Linked DNA regions of Homo sapiens: regions 1, 3 and 4 are each linked to region 2. Evidence: read pairs that join two places in POLR2A ChIA-PET (ENCODE). Cell type or tissue: GM12878. All regions are shown on one strand.

Region 1 (4,000 bases), 360 kb before region 2:
TCAATAGGTTGAATTATTCCTATTTGTAGGCAGAAAAACAGAGCTTTAAAGAGATTGAGTGACTTGTTTTGGGTCCCAAAGGCTAGGATGTGGCAGGTCCAGGACTTTTCGCCTAGTCTTCCCAACTCCAAAGTCTGTTCACTTTCTCTACACTAAGCTGCTTTCCTGGATCTGAGGCTGGAAAAGGCCGATTATGGCCACATGCTAGAAAGCTAAAGAACTTGGATTCTTCCTTCCTCCTTGCCTAGTTAAATTCTTCTAGGACTGGTTCAAACCCTACCCTTCTCACTAGGCCTTTCCTGAATGTTCCAGGCCCTCTGTATTCCCAAATACTGTTGACAGAGTCCCACTGCCCTACAAAATCTTTACTGGATCATGTGAATCCATCATGAATCCCCAATAAAAATGCAAGTTCTTAAAGAAGAGGAACAGATCATGCCCCAGAATAAGCAATTATGGAATCAGTTCTCTCTTTTTGGAGAGGATATGGAGACCGGCAATGGCTGCGTTCTCCCCAGCACGGTCTGCCTGCACTCATGTTAGAAGGAGTGGGCACTCCCCAATTCCCCAAGGCCTATCAGCAGACACTGGCCTTCTCTGAAGTTTCTCTCTCTGCAAGGAGATCACAAGGAAACATGCACCACAAGAGCAGCCAATGCAACCTGCCACTGGAACACAACTGGACACACCTAGTCACTCACCCTGGAAATGCATTATGGAATTTCATGGAATGGAACCTAGAGAGCTGCACCTCCCTCCCAGCCTGGAAGGAGACACTGCCACAGGCAGCTCCAGCTCCCACGTGGGAAGACCTGCAGATGGTGCCAAGTCACAGCCTGGGAATTTATTCAGCTATCCCTGAATTTAGTGCCTAGATGGATGTGTCAAAGGGAGGAAGCAGCCTTACCTGCCCAGTGGTGTGGATTTGATGTCTCTGATCATTTCCAGGCGGTTTAACACTTCCACTCTTGTAATGGTTGATTTTCCAGGTCACAAATTTCATGGGTATACTTATTACTTATAGGATAACTATTGATCATTTAATTGCAAGGTAAATACCATAGAAAAGCATGGGAAAATCACATGGTAAACAATTATAGCCTAAGTACTGGTTATTTTGTAGTCTGCCTGGCTACCAGTCATTTATTTTCTAAGTAAAAATTTAGTCCTAGAAAATCTCTCATTGGTATATACAGGAATGCTCAAGAAGTGTCTCCTTTTTAATTCATAATTACATCAGCAGTATGTTACATATATCCTTATCTTGTTCTCCCTGAACTCTCACATGACCATTTTCTTTCCATGGTGCATTTCTTAAAGATGTAGTGAATGGAAGAAGGCCAGCTTTGGGACATGCAAACCTAGGAAAGAATAACCATCATATTACTTACAAGTGGTGCTACCTTGGGCAAGATGCTTACACTGTCTAAGCCTTAGTTTTTCACCTGTCAGACGGTATGAAAATACCTACTTTGTATGAACATTGTTAGCAATAAGACCATTTATATAATGCCTCTGGTACATAGTAATAATGACTGTAAGTATCTATATGGTGCTTAATCCATGCCAGTCATTGTTTTAAGCACTCTGTGGTGTGTATTATGTCAATCTTCACAACAGCCTCCATCAAAGAGCAACAATTATCATCCCCATTTCGTGGGTAGGAAACTGAGGCACAGAGAGGTTAAATAACTTGCCTGAGGCCAACAGCTAACAGGTGGTAGAACAGGGATTCAAACCCAGGAAGACAGGCTTCAGAGTCCATGCTCTTAACCGCTACACTAGCTTGTGCCTGTAGAGAGAGGGCACAAGCTATTTACACTTGGAAGGCACTGTGAGATGATGTGGATTCACTGGAGGAGTGAGAGGGTCAGATGTTGGATTTAGGGGCTGTGGTAGGCAGCCGTTAAGATGGTCCCCAAGGATCCCCACCTCCTGGTATTTATGCCCTTGTGTAGTCTCCTCCCCTTTAGTGTGCACTAGACCTGGTGAATTTAAAATTTGAATACAGCAAAAGTGATAGGCTATGTCTACTGAGGTTAGGTTGCGAGAAGATCGTGGTTTTCACCTTGTGCAGTCTGACTCACACACACTTGCTCACTCTGAGGAGAGCCACCTGCCATGTTGTGAGCGGCCCTGTGCAGAGGCCCACATGGCAGGGAACTGAGCTCTCTGGTGAACAGCCAGCAAAAGCCTGAGATTTGCCAACAGTCACTCCAGGGGGCTTGGAAGCAGATGCTCCCCAAGTCAAGCCTTGAGAGGATTGCCGCCAGCATTATTGACAGCACCAACCTCAGCCCAAAGTTTTAAATGCTAAGAAGCTGAGCGAATAAAGGGTTTTTCCAGCACTTTCAGAACCTTCATCAGCAAAATCGCTGAAGATAAATTTAATAAAGGAAAACAGAAAAGGAAGGAGATAGGTTTGTCTGTTTGTTGTTTTTGTTTTCTTAATAGGGACCACTCATTTCTCTGACAGCGTAGGTTAGTGAGTGAAGCTCTGTCTGCATCAGAAGGAATAAGACCTGGGTCCTGTCTCACCCCCACTCTGCTCCCTAACTCCTCCCTCAATAGCTGTATAGCATCTGTAAAGTCTGTGATAGGAGTCTCAGTTGTCCCATCTGTAAAAAGGGATAACACTTAGTCTGCCTTGGTAAACAAGGCCAGGTCATCTTTCAAGGATTCTTCTTGTTCTGAAAGGCACAGCTCTCTGTGACCTTATTCAGGCTGAGTATTGACAGCTCTATCACTGTGGTTTTCCAGCTTTTTGGTCTCAGGACCTCTTTACTCTTCTAGAAATTCTGAAGATCCGAAAGAGCTTTCATTTATAAAGTGAGTTTTATATCCATATATACACATATATATCAGTATTTTCTGTATTACACATATATATCAGTATTTTTCTGTATTAAAAACTAAAACAGAAATTGGCCGGGCACGGTGGCTCATGCCTGTAATCCCTGCACTTTGGGAGGCCAAGGTGGGTGGGTCACCTGAGATCAGGAGTTCGAGACCAGCCTGACCAACACGGAGAAACCCTGTCTCTACTAAAAATACAAAATTAGCTGGACGTAGTGGCGCATGCCTGTCATCCCAGCTACTCGGGAGGCTGAGGCAGGAGAATTGCTTGAACCAGGGAGGCAGAGGTTAGGGTGAGCAGAGATGGCGCCATTGCATTCCAGCCTGGGCAACAAGAGCAAAAAAACTGTCTCAAAAAAAAAAAAAGAAAGAAAACTAACAGAAATTTAAATATATGTATTTATATTCGTTTATTTAAAAATAAGCCTATTACATATTAACATAAAATATAATTTTATGATAAATAGCTACTGTTTAAAAAAAGAGTGAGAGGAAGGGCATTGTTTTGCCTTTTTGCAAATCTCTTTAATGTGGGGCTTAATAGAAAACAGCTCATTTCTCATATCCACTTCTGCACCCATTCTTTCACAATATCACATGCTACATAGCCACTGGAAACTCCTCAGTATGCTGGTGAGAGAATGAGAGAGAAAAGAGCTAATGTCTTAGTATTATTATGAAAATAGTTTTGACCTTACAGACCCCCTTAGAGGGTTTCTTGAATCCCCAGGGGTCTCTGGACCACACTTTGAAAACTGCTGCTCTGTTAATTCTTATTGGAAATGTTAACATTTCTTCTCAAACCTTCTGCCTACCCACCATCAAAAAAAAAAAAAAAAAGAACAAAATAGCACACATACACACACATACAAACACACATGGCAATTTCCACGCTCTATTTTACTACAGCCCCTCTCTGGGAAACTGCAAATCAAAATATTAACCCTGAGCAACCCTCTGCAGAAACACCACTCCTCAAAGCAGGGTGTCAGCCCATCCTCCCAAATGGTGGCTTCTAGCTTATCTATTCTGAACCCAATGAAAGTAACAAATGGCTTCTTGAGGGTTTGCATCTAGCTTCTCCAGCTGGATGAATAGCTGAGGAATTTCAAATGTTGCTTGCCTTTGAAGCCTTGGCTTCAAA
Region 2 (4,000 bases):
CTCATGTGGCCCCATGCTCCATTCCTGAAACTACGCTCTGCACCTTTATCCACTGTTCCCCGCCCCTTTGTTTCTCTTGCCCCACAAACACCCTACAAACTCCCCTGTCCCAAAGACTCCTGATTCCATCATCTAACACCAGGCTAGAGTATCCTGTGTGTTCATGGCATGACAACTGATTCCTATTCCTCAGCTGGGCCCACTAGTGTATATTCTACTTTATAATGAAAATAGAGGTTTATGGGCTGTGCCTGTGTTTTCGTTGTTTCACTGACCTCTTCAGGATCTCATTCCTCTTTATCTCTTAGTTTCTAAGTATAATTGGAAAGGCAAAATTTGGAAAGCACTGAGTTCCATTGCTTAGTATTCTACCACCCTTCTGTTATTATTAAAAACAGTACATCACCAACATCTAAACCAATTCTAGTGAGTTCTGTTGCTTAAATAAAACAAAAATCTTTACTTAGAAACTTGAGGATCAATGAAGCATGAGATAATTCAGAAGAATATTTAGTTAGTAACACATTCTCTTTGGGAAGCTAGCAGCTCAGTTAGTGAACGAGCTAACTATTCTGCCAGAATCTGGTTTGGAAAATAGTATGGAGAGAAATATGTCTGTGAGGAAAAGGCCATTTCTAATCTCCATTTAATTTTAATTCTGTCTTAGATCAGTTGTTATATATAAAATGCTTGGAGCTAGAGGAGTGCCTTAGGACTATTTGTTTATTTTCAAGATGTTTCGTTTCCATTTTGAATGTTACTGCCCAAAGAGACTGGACATTAAAGCATGTGAACTCATACACAACAAAGTGGGAGAAACAATGGTGTTTATATGTTAATTCCATGAAGCCCTATATTTAACTCTATTCCCTCTGGCCATATACCAGGTGGAAAAAAGCAAGGACTGTGCTATTAAAAATATCAAATCAGATAGTTCCAGCTGGGGTTTCTTAATCATTTAAAAGGCAAAATATGAGGTCACTTTTAATATCTTAAGTAGATAACGATCTTAGCATTTACTTTAGATATTAAATCTGAAGTGCTTATCTTTTGCCTTACTGGCTAGACAATACTACTAGCAGTTTCTAGCTTTGGAGTATTTTCCTTAAAAGAAACATTGGAATTTAATACGGAGCCAACTATTTTGCCTCAAATTGTCTGTCTTAGGAATATCCAATTCATCAATAGAGTAATCTAAAAAGTTGATTCACTAATTGGATTTAAGTGCCACAGGACTCTTCACACATTATTTTAATCAATTTGTTGGAAAGATCAATTTTCTCATGGATGAATGCATATAAAAATGAAGCAATTGAATGAGTTACATAGGAAGGTTGGCACATCTAATTCCCTAGAGGTTCTAGGAACAGGTTCTTAATTATATATCTGAAATGGTTTGAGGTTTTTAAATGAAATTTGTCTAGAAGCAGGAAGATGCAATACCCATCTATCCAGGCCTGTATTTCTGGATCCCCATCTTATCTAATATTTAATAGTTGATCCTGAAGTTGAGATATTATCCCTTTATTCTTTTAAAAAAAATTTTTTTGTATGTGTGCCATTTTAAAGTAATTAACAGAGTAGTTTGTGTTAGTTTTGGTTAAGTGTTATAAAGCCAGTTTTTTTTTAAAGGAAGTCCTGGAGGCCTTTTTGTATTGACTGTTAGAGAGGACAGTGAGTGTAAACACAAGTTTTTAAAGTTTAAAGTTACAGTGCCCACTATAAAGGACTACAATTAATGTGAAAAGTAGTTTTAAAGTTAAAATTTATATATCGCTGTTTGTGCTTATATAATACTTCCCACTCTCCCCAAACATAGAGGTATTCTGATTCTGAAAATAAGCCTTTTTTAGTACCATTATGTGTATACATATATATTTTATTTTATTTTTCTTTATATTAGTCATTGTGGTTAAATGATTTATTGGTAGCTGATGAGTCACAAGTATGTTTCTCATTCTCTAATGAGTCACCTAGCTACCTACAAGTTTGTTTATTTTCTTTCCTTTCTAGATCTTTCACCTAAAATAGGTGTTTTACTAGTTGGTAGGTTAAAATTTCAGTTTGCTACATTAACTTTTTTTTTTTTTTTGGAGACGGGAGACGGAGTCTCGCTTTGTCACCTAGGCTGGAATGCAGTGGCACAATCTTGACTCTCTGCAGCCTCTGCCTCCCAGGTTAAAGCGATTCTCTACCTCAGCCTCCCGAGTATCTAGGACTACAGGCACACGCTACCACGCCCAGCTAAATTTTTTTTGTGTACTTTTAGTGGAGACGGGGTTTCACCATGTTGGCCAGGCTGCTCTCAAACTCCTGACCTCAAGTGATCCACCCGCCCTGGCCTCCCAAAGTGCTGAGATTACAGGCATGAGCCACTGTACCCAGCCTACATTAACTATTAGATCTGGAAAATACCAAAATAATACTCAGAAGAAGTCTCATTGATTTTTACAAACTTGTATTTAGCACGTGCTCTGGTCCAGGTACTCTGCTGGGCTTGAGTATGCAAAGATTTATGTGTGTCATATATATCTTAGGAGAAGCTTAATTTTGGGAGAGGGCAAGGGAGATAAACAACTGCATGCAGAGGCAGGGTATACAGGTGCTGTGATAGGAGTGTATATTGTCTGTAGTTGAGGCCCAAAGAGAGGTGTGCATGTGGATACCCCTTGAGCATCCATATGGATAAGTTGGTGAATGTAGGCAAGGCCATTATACTGTTGTGTATTGCAACTCCTTGAACAGTTGCACCTACATTTTATACCTCTTTGTTGGAACAGGGTATTTATCTGTTAGAGGAAAAACAGCTTCTATTTTCAGTCCTGTCCACTGCAACATCTGTATTGAAAATTTGGATAATGCTAAAGGTGTGCTAAGAAAAAAAACGGGTCTAAAATCTGCTGTCAGAAATTTTCAGATCGTTTGTGGGATTAATTCTCCTGGGCTAAATATAACTTTGTATAAAACAATATGAAATTATTATTTAAAGATTTTGCTGAATTTCTACTAAGGTTGGCAACAACAGCAAAACATCAAGATACATCAGTGTTACTGGGGAAGGTAGTATGATTCCTGGACATTTGGGAAACTATTACTAAAGGGCCTATTATTTTCAGTTGTTGTTGTTTTTTTGTTTTTTTTTTTTTCACAGAAACTATAAAGCAATCTAGCAGCTCATGAGCTTCTAAGAATGAAAATGTATTATTTCATAGTGAGCTGATGATGCATTCTGAGATATTTAAATTTAGTTCTAATTTGTCAGTCTGTAACAGAACTGTCTAGTGCAATAATCATTAAATGATCTTATTAGCTATGTGATGGTAGTCTAATTACTTAACCTTGTAGAGTCTCAGTTTTCTCATCTGTAAAATGTTGATAATACCTACCGTGTAGGCCTTTGTGAAGCGCAAATGAGATAGTGTCTACCTAAAGCACTTCACACAGAACCTGGAACATAAAAGGGAATTGCTAAAGAAATAATAGAAATAATACTTTAGGGATTTAGTTGTTAAATCTCTTTTCTTTTTTCTCTTTTTTCTTTCTTTCTTTTTTTTTTTTTTCTGAGATGGAGTCTCGTTCTGTCACCCAGGCAGGAGTGCAGTGGCACGATCTCTGCTCACTGTAACCTCTGTCTCCTGGGTTCAAGCAATTCTTCTGCCTCAGCCTCCAGAGTAGCTGGGGCTACAGGGCCACGCCACCACACCCAGCTAATTTTTTTGTATTTTTAGTAGAGACTGGGTTTCACCATGTTGGCCACGCTGGTCTTAAACTCCTGACCTCAGGTCATCCACCCACCCCGACCTCCCAGAAGTGCTGGGATTACAGGCATGAGCCACCGTGCCTGGGCTAAAATCACTTTCATTTGAGCTATAAAAATAAAAGTGTGTTTGCCAGGCATGGTGGCTCACGCCTGTAATCCCACCACTTTGGGAAGCAGAGGCAGGTGGATCACTTGAGCCCAGGAGTTCGAGACCATCCTGGGCAACATGATGAAACCCTG
Region 3 (4,000 bases), 62 kb before region 2:
CTTACCATTCTGGTCTCCCCTCTCGGTGGAGAGATGAGAGGCTCCCTTCAATGGCTCAGATGAGAAGTTTCAGCCTGAGGTCTCATGCCACACAAAAATCAAAGAGCATCTTTAGCACTTGTCAAGTTTATTCCATGTCTGCAGAGAATATAAGCATTTGGCTCCAAGTGTACTTTTGCATTCACTCACTCGCTTATTCAGTCAACAATCATTTTCACAGCATGCTTTATAACTCTGGGGGGTATAAATCTGAACAAGATTGGCCCCTGCCCTCAAGTTGTTCAAAATCTAACAGGAACAAAACAAGACAAAAAATATATACACACACATATACATATATTTCGGTAACTCTAACACAGGACAAGGGTGAGAAGAATAGAAAATGAACAAATTGCTATGAGCATACAGAGAAGGAAGTAAATCCTTCTGGCTGGATGAGGAAGGGGGACATCATAATAACATTATGTAAGGTGGCTTACACAATTGGGTCTTGAAGAGGTGAGACCTCAGAGATTAAGGAAAGCCATTGAGACAGTGGGAAAGCACGAGCAAAGGCAGAGAGGCAAGAAAGTGTATAAGGTCAGTTCAGGACACAAATAGCAAGTTGTCCTATTTGGCAGAAGCACAGAATATCTGAAGAGGAGGAAATGGAGGGGAGGGGATTGACCTTGGGTAGAATTATTAATACTAACTTACCTAAAACACTTGGAAGATTTTTTTTTCTAAGTTACTAGGCTTAGTTTCTAGGCATAGTGGACTGCTACTGTTCCCTTCCTGGCATAATACTTTTAAATTTATTAACCTGTTTCGGGGCATTTCTTTCTTTCTTTTTTTTTTTTCTTTTTTTTTTAGACGAAGTTTCGCTCTTGTCACCCAGGCTGCAGTGCAATGACACAATCTCGGCCCACTGCAACTTCCACCTCCCAGGTTCAAGAGATTCTCCTGCCTCAGCCTCCTGAGTAGCTGGGATTACAGATTCCTGCCACCACGCCCAGCTAATTTTTGTATTTTTAGTAGAGAAGGGGTTTCACCATGTTGGCCAGTCTGGTCTCGAACTCCTGACTTCAGGTGATCTACCCGCCTTGGCTCCCAAAGTGCTGAGATTACAGGCATGAGCCACCGCGCCTGGCCGGGCATTTATTTCTTTACTCATTCTTCCCAATAATAAGCAAAGCTCTGAGGAATAATTTTGTACACAAGTTTTTGCATAGGTCCATACTATTCCTCTGGAATACATTCCTGGAAGTAGACTTGATGAGCTATTGGATGTGGATTGTTCTCCAGCCATGGTGAGCCAAGGAATATTCCATAGATAGAAGGAGAGAGCCTATCACTCCTAACCTCCCCAATGCTTGGTGGCCATTTTAAGTCTTTATCAATTTGATAAACCAAAAACAATGACTGAATTTTTATTCTAGTTTTCATTCCTTTGATTACTAATGAGGCTAAACACCTTAATCAAATACTAACGGCCATAGAGCCAACATATAAAATCCTTCAGGTTGGATTTTATTAGTGTGAAATAAACTAGAAAGAATGCTTCAGATTCATTTTCATTTTGCTACCCAAAATGAGATTATAAAACTATTGATCATGAAACTGCATCTATGGGAAAATAGGAGAGGGTGGCCTGATTTTCCCATTGATTGCACCTGCCCTCAGCTTCATCTTCGTTTGACTGGGAACAGCTGGCCTTTGAAAATTGGCCATGCTGTAATGCATTGTACCAGAACCCCAGTTCTGTGCCTTATCTTAGGCTCTTTGAACCTTGACCTCTTCTTCCAGCTCTTTGAAGCCTCATTAAAATTTACTCCTCTCTAAAGGCATGTATCATATCATATTTTGCTTGGAATAGGCACTTAGCTTTCCCTTCTACAAAGTGGTAAGTTTTTTGAGAGCAGCTTTGTCATATTCATGTTATCCCCTGCAATTGCTAACATGATGCCTCCAGCATTTTTTGAAAATAAATAAATATAACAGTTTAAAATGTATTTATCTCCTTCTCTTAAAAACAATGACATTTTGTTGTCATTGGGATTTCTTATTCTTAGAAAAACTACCCACCCAACATGAAAACAAAATCTCAAAAAAAAAAGATATAACCAAATTAAATAAAACAATGAATTAAATAATACACTTAATACCTAAGTAACACCCAAAGAGGGTATTTCCTCCTTTCTAGAAACTCTGCCCTTCATGGGCCAGCTGTCATTGAATCATTAAATTATATTGTATTCTAGTGGATGCAAATAAGAACGTGTTTTTAAGCTAAATATGGTTTGGTTTTTGGACCCGGTTGTTTTTTCCCTTCGATTCTAAAATAATTTCAGATTTTTATACATATTTAAGGACTGTTTATTTAAAACCCCAGATTGAAGCATTTTCTAAACATAATTCATGTTGTATTTCTCCACTGGAAAGGTTCACCTCCATTGAGCACAGGGACTTCTGAAACAGAACCTTAATAGCATACTTAGCCAAGGAATAGTCACCAGCTGACTAGCTATTGATTTAATGTTCCATCATTTCCATGGTTCAATCACACCTACCATGGTGAATCAGTTGGAACATCCTCAACGAACCAATAAATGAGCAATTTCCCCCACCAAAGGGATACGTTTCATGTGCAGCAGAGGCATACATAACTTATCTCAAACAATGTGAGGATCAAGTGCAGCATTGATTTACCCTGAATCATCCAGCCTTCTGTTTTCAGTAATGGTTTAGTCCTCTAATTGGCACAAACCCCACACACCAGCTTTTTGTTTAAATATTTGGGCATATGATGTATCTCTGCTTGAGGTCAGGGACCATTTCTTACATACTTTATCATTTTCAAGACATATATTAGGTGGTCAATATGTATTTGTCAAATGAGAATCATATGTTAAGGTAGAATAGGGCCAGAGTTTGCTATATGCCTGTGGTTCTCAACCCTCGGTATCCATTAGAATCACCTGGGGATCTTTCTGAACAATACCCAAGCCTCACCCTCAAAGCTGTGGGCTTAATTGGGTCTAAGGTAGGGTCTGAGCATTCCATCCAAACCTTACATTTTAAAAGCTTCACAGGTAATTCTAATGAATTGCTAGGCCTGAGAAGCACGGCTATATTGTGACACAATTAGGCAGGCAGGAAGTATGGTAAATGGTCCGGTAAGTACCACACAGTACCATACTTCTCAAAGTGTGGTCCCTGGACCAGCAGCAGCAGCAGCATCCTGCCACTTGTTAGAAGTGAAAATTATTGGGCCCCTTTCCAGACCTAGAGAATCAGAAACAGGCCAGGCATGGTGGCTCACGCCTGTAATCCCAGGGCTTTGGGAGGCCGAGGTGGGTGGATCACTTGAGGTCAGGGGTTCAAGACCAACCTGAACAACATGATGAAACCCCATATCTACTAAAATACAAAAATTAGCCTGGTGTGGTGGCGCAAGCCTGTAATCCCAGCTACTCGGGAGGCTGAGGCAGGAGAAGCACTTGAACCCAGGAGGCGGAGGTTGAAGTGAGCCGAAATCACACCACTGTGCTCCAGCCTGGGCAACAGAGCAAGACTCCATCTCAAAAAAAAAAGAGAGAGAGAGAGAGAATTAGGAACTGTGGGTGACATCCATAAATTTGTGTTTTTGTGCCCTCCAGATGACTTTGATGCCTCCTAAAGTTTGGGAACCACTGTAATAGAGAAATCTATGTTGAACTGAAAAATGGCAAGGCTGGCACTGTCTTAGAGAAACTGATTTCAAGTTATATTAAACTCAAAACATAAAGCAGGTTATGCTTCATAAAACAACACTTTGAATCATAGTTTTTTCTTTTAAAGAGACAGGATCTCACTCTGTCACTCACGCTGGAGCGCAGTGGTGCAATCATAGCTCACTGCAGCCCCAAATTCCTAGGCTCAAGCTATCCACCCACCTTGGTCTCCCGAGTAGCTGAGTAGCTGGGACTATAGGCACGTGCCACCATGCCCAGCTTATTTTTAAAAAAATTTTTTTAGACAC
Region 4 (4,000 bases), 110 kb before region 2:
CCGGGGCAGTGGGACTTGAGCACAGTCATTAGGCATGCAAATCATCTTGTGGGCTTTCCAATGTGTGAGCTGGAATACGTTAATGACCTCAATTTCCCCCGTGCTAAAGCTCTGCTCTATGCCTTTGAACTGACACACCCTGTCAAAATATGTAGAAACTGAATACCCTGAATCCAGACCTCCCATGGAGGCTCTGAAGGGAAGAGAGAAAGAACTACTCACATGTTGGCCACCACCACCTCTCTCCCTCCCAGGCAGCTGGATGGAGGAGGCTTTGCCCGGGCTTCTCAGTTCATTTCCTTTCTGAGACATCTTTGTCCTTGATGTTTGTTTTAACCAGAGTTTGCCCATATTTGGGAGTTGGGGGGTGGGGCATTAATGGTGAGATACAGTCCCACTCTCCCAGGATGGCCTCCTTCCAGTTCCTGGGAGTCTGGGATGTGTACATTATCTCTACTCTGTATTACAACGGGGCCAGGAATTGGCTCGTTTTGCCTATTTAAATTAATAAACTGGAAGAGTCTTTTGTTTCATAGCCATCGTGTGGTTGAGTGACAGCTCTATGCCTTCGCCTGATGCTGAGGCTCCATGGGAAACATCATGTACTCTTGCTGAACTCTGATTAAAAAACAAGTGCTACAAACTGTTTAATTTTCAGATTGTACCTGTCATTCACCTTACCTTTCCAATGCCTCGCGGTGATAAGAAACTCACCTAATATCTGTCATTCCAAATATCCTAAACAAGGCTGGTTCATTCTGTAACCTTAAGAAGATGGCAGAAACTGCATTATAGCAAGCAATAACAATATAGGCACAGACTGTCCTGCAGTGAGCATTAGAGATTACTGAGAATATGTTTAGAAATATCACAGGGAGCTTGGCATGGTGGCTCATGCCTGTAATCCCAGCACTTTGGGAGGCCAAGGCAGGCGGATCACAAGATCAGGAGATCAAGACCATTCTGGCCAACATGGTGAAACCCTGTCTCTACCAAAAATATGAAAATTAGCCAGGCGTGGTGGCATGAACCTGTAGTCCCAGCTACGCTGGAGGCTGAGGAAGAGAATCACTTGAACCAGGGAGGTGGAGGTTGCAGTGGGCCAAGATCACGCCAATGCACTCCAGCCTGGGCAACAAGAGTGAAACTCCATCTCAAAAAAGAAAAAAGGGAAAAAGAAATATCATAGAGAATAAAATGACTAGCTAAGCAAAGAAAATAAAAGTACATACAATTGGGGCTTAAAGGGCAAACTGTAGGTATATCTAAAATTGGCAACCTCAAAGACAAGAGTAAGAGAAAGAACTAAAATAAATTTAGGTTAAATAAATTTAGACTATAGAGGGGCTTAGTTCCTGACTAATGTCAAAAGCTGATTGTCCTTTTCCAGGAGTGGGGCAAAAAAAAAAAAACCCTTCACCCTTCGCTAGCTCTGCACTCTCTAATGGGTGTTCTCAGTCTGACATCTGTTAATGGTTGCAGCTGGTTACAAGTTTTTAGTAAAGAACAACCAAGACTTTTGCCTCTGGCAACCCAGAGAGGGACTTTCTCACTAGACAAGCCTTATGTAAGAATGAGAGGAAGGTGCACTTTTCTTAGAGAAGGAGAGAGCTGTGCTGGTTGAAGGGGAAGTGGACACCATCAGCCTTGAAGCTCAGGGCTTGGCCAGGAATGCTGCTGCTTAGGCAGAACTGGGAACAGGTGGGGTCTTTGGATGAGCTGGGAGTCCAGCCAGCCAGTGGAAGCTCTGCAGGAGGCTCCACCTAGTCTGACAGTAGAACAAGGACAGGACTTCATGGAGAAATCATTACTCAGCTAGAGAGAAGGGCTAACTGCTCCAGAGCATTTGCCATCCATATACTCACTTAGCAACTCAGCTTTGTTTCCTTATTTAACATCTATTTATAGTCAACATCTCCCCAACTAGATGGTCATATTCTTAAGGGAAAGTGTTTTATGTTAAACCTTTAATCTCTATGGCAAGCTATAAGTACCATTACTGGCTCTATTTTGCATAGAAAGAAACTGAGGAAGAGAGAGAGATGGGTAAGCAACTGATCAGGATCAGCCAAGGCACGGCCTCTCATATTTTTATTGAATAAAAGTAAATCAATAAGTAACAATTTGTACATTTCCAAAAATGTCCTTTTCAACTTTTTCTCAAGCAAGTTTAAGATGTCATTTGGAATTCATGATTAAAGAATTGGAAGCCAGCTATTTTAAGGGAGCAACTCAAATTGAGTGCATTGAGATGGCAAAACAGCCAAAGGGTGATCCTGAATTAGTTTATATGACTGTAAAATGCAAAACAGTAAAGCCTGTTATCTAAAGGAAAAGATAAAAGGCAAAGGCAGAGTCAAAGATAGCAGATTTCAGCAGTCATAGATTTCTCTCTCTGGAAAGCACAGCTGTTTTTTGTATCTGCCAACCTAATGGAACTCCTCAAATGACTTTTGTTGAAAGCCCACAGGTCCTGGCAGGGCATACAAGAACTTGAGAACACATGGATTCTTTCTTTCAGGACCTTACATTTTAAAAAGGATTCACCATGAGAACTCAATGGAAAACTGATCTGGTGAAGGGGGAAAGACAAGCTTTAAAGCATGCTTCCACAGGTCCTAACATTTCAGCCAGGGAGCACAGCCCCTAGTCAGTCTGTGCAACAGGGGAAACAGGGACATAAATAAGTCTATATATACTAAAATGCTACTATCAATTTTAGTATTTATGGGTGGCATCAGCACTGACAATGGTCATTGCTATAGTTTGAACATTTGTCCCCTCCAAAACTCATGTTAAAATTTAATTGCAATTGTAACAGTATTAAGAGGTGGGTGCTTTAAGAGGGGATTAGGCCATGAGGGCTCTGCCCTCCTGAATGAATTAGTGCCATTGTCATGGGAGTAGGTTCCTTATAAAAGGAGAAGTTCAGCTCTATTTTGCACATCTTCCTCTTTCTTTCTCTCTCTATCCTTCCCTCCCTCACTGCCTCCCTCTCTTTGCCCTTTCACCATGGATAATGCAGCAAGAAGGCCCTTACCGGATGCCAGCCCCTCAATAATGGAATTTTCAGCCCCTAGAACCAAAAGCCAATAAATATCTATTCATTATGAATCACCCAATCTGTGGTATTTCTTTTGTAGCTGTACAAAACAGACTAAATCAGTCATCTAATTAGTCGATAAGCATTTGGTAGGACCCACTGGACTCATTGCTAGTTACAGATTTGCCAGCACGGTAGAGCTATTCCTACAGTCTTGCAACTCAGGGGACCTTATTCCTCTACAGAAACCAAGTTCTAGTTGCATGTTGACCCAAGTCAGCATCAGGTAGATGGCCAGCTGGGCTAACAAGTCATCTGACAAGCTCTTATACAATCAACACATTGCCTCCTACTTGCCTTCCCATCTCCGAGGCAACAGGGGTAGACCTGAAACTGGCTGCCAAGTGCCCCCACTGTCAGCCTCTGCCCTTTTGTGACATTTTCCTCATCTCCACCTTTGTCTCACTCCCTCAATGCTTCTACCCACACTTATCCACTGCTGTCCCTAGTGTTGACACTCATACTGATCAAGGCCACCCTTGAAATTTCATTTTTACTAGATTTTGTGTCTGCTGTGACACTGGGGCGCAGATATATCACCCTCAGAAGACCTGTGAATAGTCGCTACAAAGTGTGCTGGCTGAGATGAAAGGAAAAATGGAGTTAGCATTTACCGAAACTGGTCAGGCTGAAGTGGAAATCCCCAAAGAGACAGATGCAAAACATTCTACTGTTTCTAGAAGGGATGAAGAGATCTGTGGAACCAAAGTGGGGGTAGGGAGCAGGAATATAGTGTAAAGTTAGCTATATGGTGAGAGGAAAATGAGCTGAAGGCTACATTTCTTTAGATGAAAAATAAAATTTTTCAAACATGCAGAATAGCAAAGGAAATAATCTAATAGTGCCCAGATTAAATAAATGTTAGTATTATGCCTTTTTGCTCTCTTTTATTTTAAA

The links. ChIA-PET counts read pairs that join two places held together with the same protein. Peaks named below come from ENCODE experiments on the same cell type or tissue, not always from the same donor. Only the 100,000 strongest peaks of a DNase experiment are listed, where the experiment ranks them.
Region 1: POLR2A ChIA-PET joins it to region 2 with 5 read pairs; 1 of 35 experiments calls an interaction of 5 or more read pairs at or near these places.
Region 3: POLR2A ChIA-PET joins it to region 2 with 6 read pairs; 5 of 35 experiments call an interaction of 5 or more read pairs at or near these places.
Region 4: POLR2A ChIA-PET joins it to region 2 with 5 read pairs; 3 of 35 experiments call an interaction of 5 or more read pairs at or near these places.

The regions. Positions count from the first base shown.
Region 1 is chr2:136,303,811-136,307,810 of GRCh38, reverse strand. No RefSeq gene overlaps it. Among named protein-coding and RNA genes, the nearest start is that of CXCR4, 190 kb to the right of the region's middle. In GM12878, no CTCF peak of the experiment used is centred here; a DNase peak (open chromatin) is centred at 2,048.
Region 2 is chr2:135,946,970-135,950,969 of GRCh38, reverse strand. All of the region lies in intron 4 of DARS1 (aspartyl-tRNA synthetase 1), which reads left to right. Among named protein-coding and RNA genes, the nearest start is that of DARS1-AS1, 36 kb to the left of the region's middle. In GM12878, no CTCF peak of the experiment used is centred here; a DNase peak (open chromatin) is centred at 1,973.
Region 3 is chr2:136,008,988-136,012,987 of GRCh38, reverse strand. No RefSeq gene overlaps it. Among named protein-coding and RNA genes, the nearest start is that of DARS1, 25 kb to the right of the region's middle. In GM12878, no CTCF peak of the experiment used is centred here; no DNase peak of the experiment used is centred here.
Region 4 is chr2:136,056,860-136,060,859 of GRCh38, reverse strand. No RefSeq gene overlaps it. Among named protein-coding and RNA genes, the nearest start is that of CXCR4, 59 kb to the left of the region's middle. In GM12878, no CTCF peak of the experiment used is centred here; DNase peaks (open chromatin) are centred at 1,509, 3,290 and 3,659; H3K4me3 peaks cover 531 bases; H3K27ac peaks cover 1,405 bases.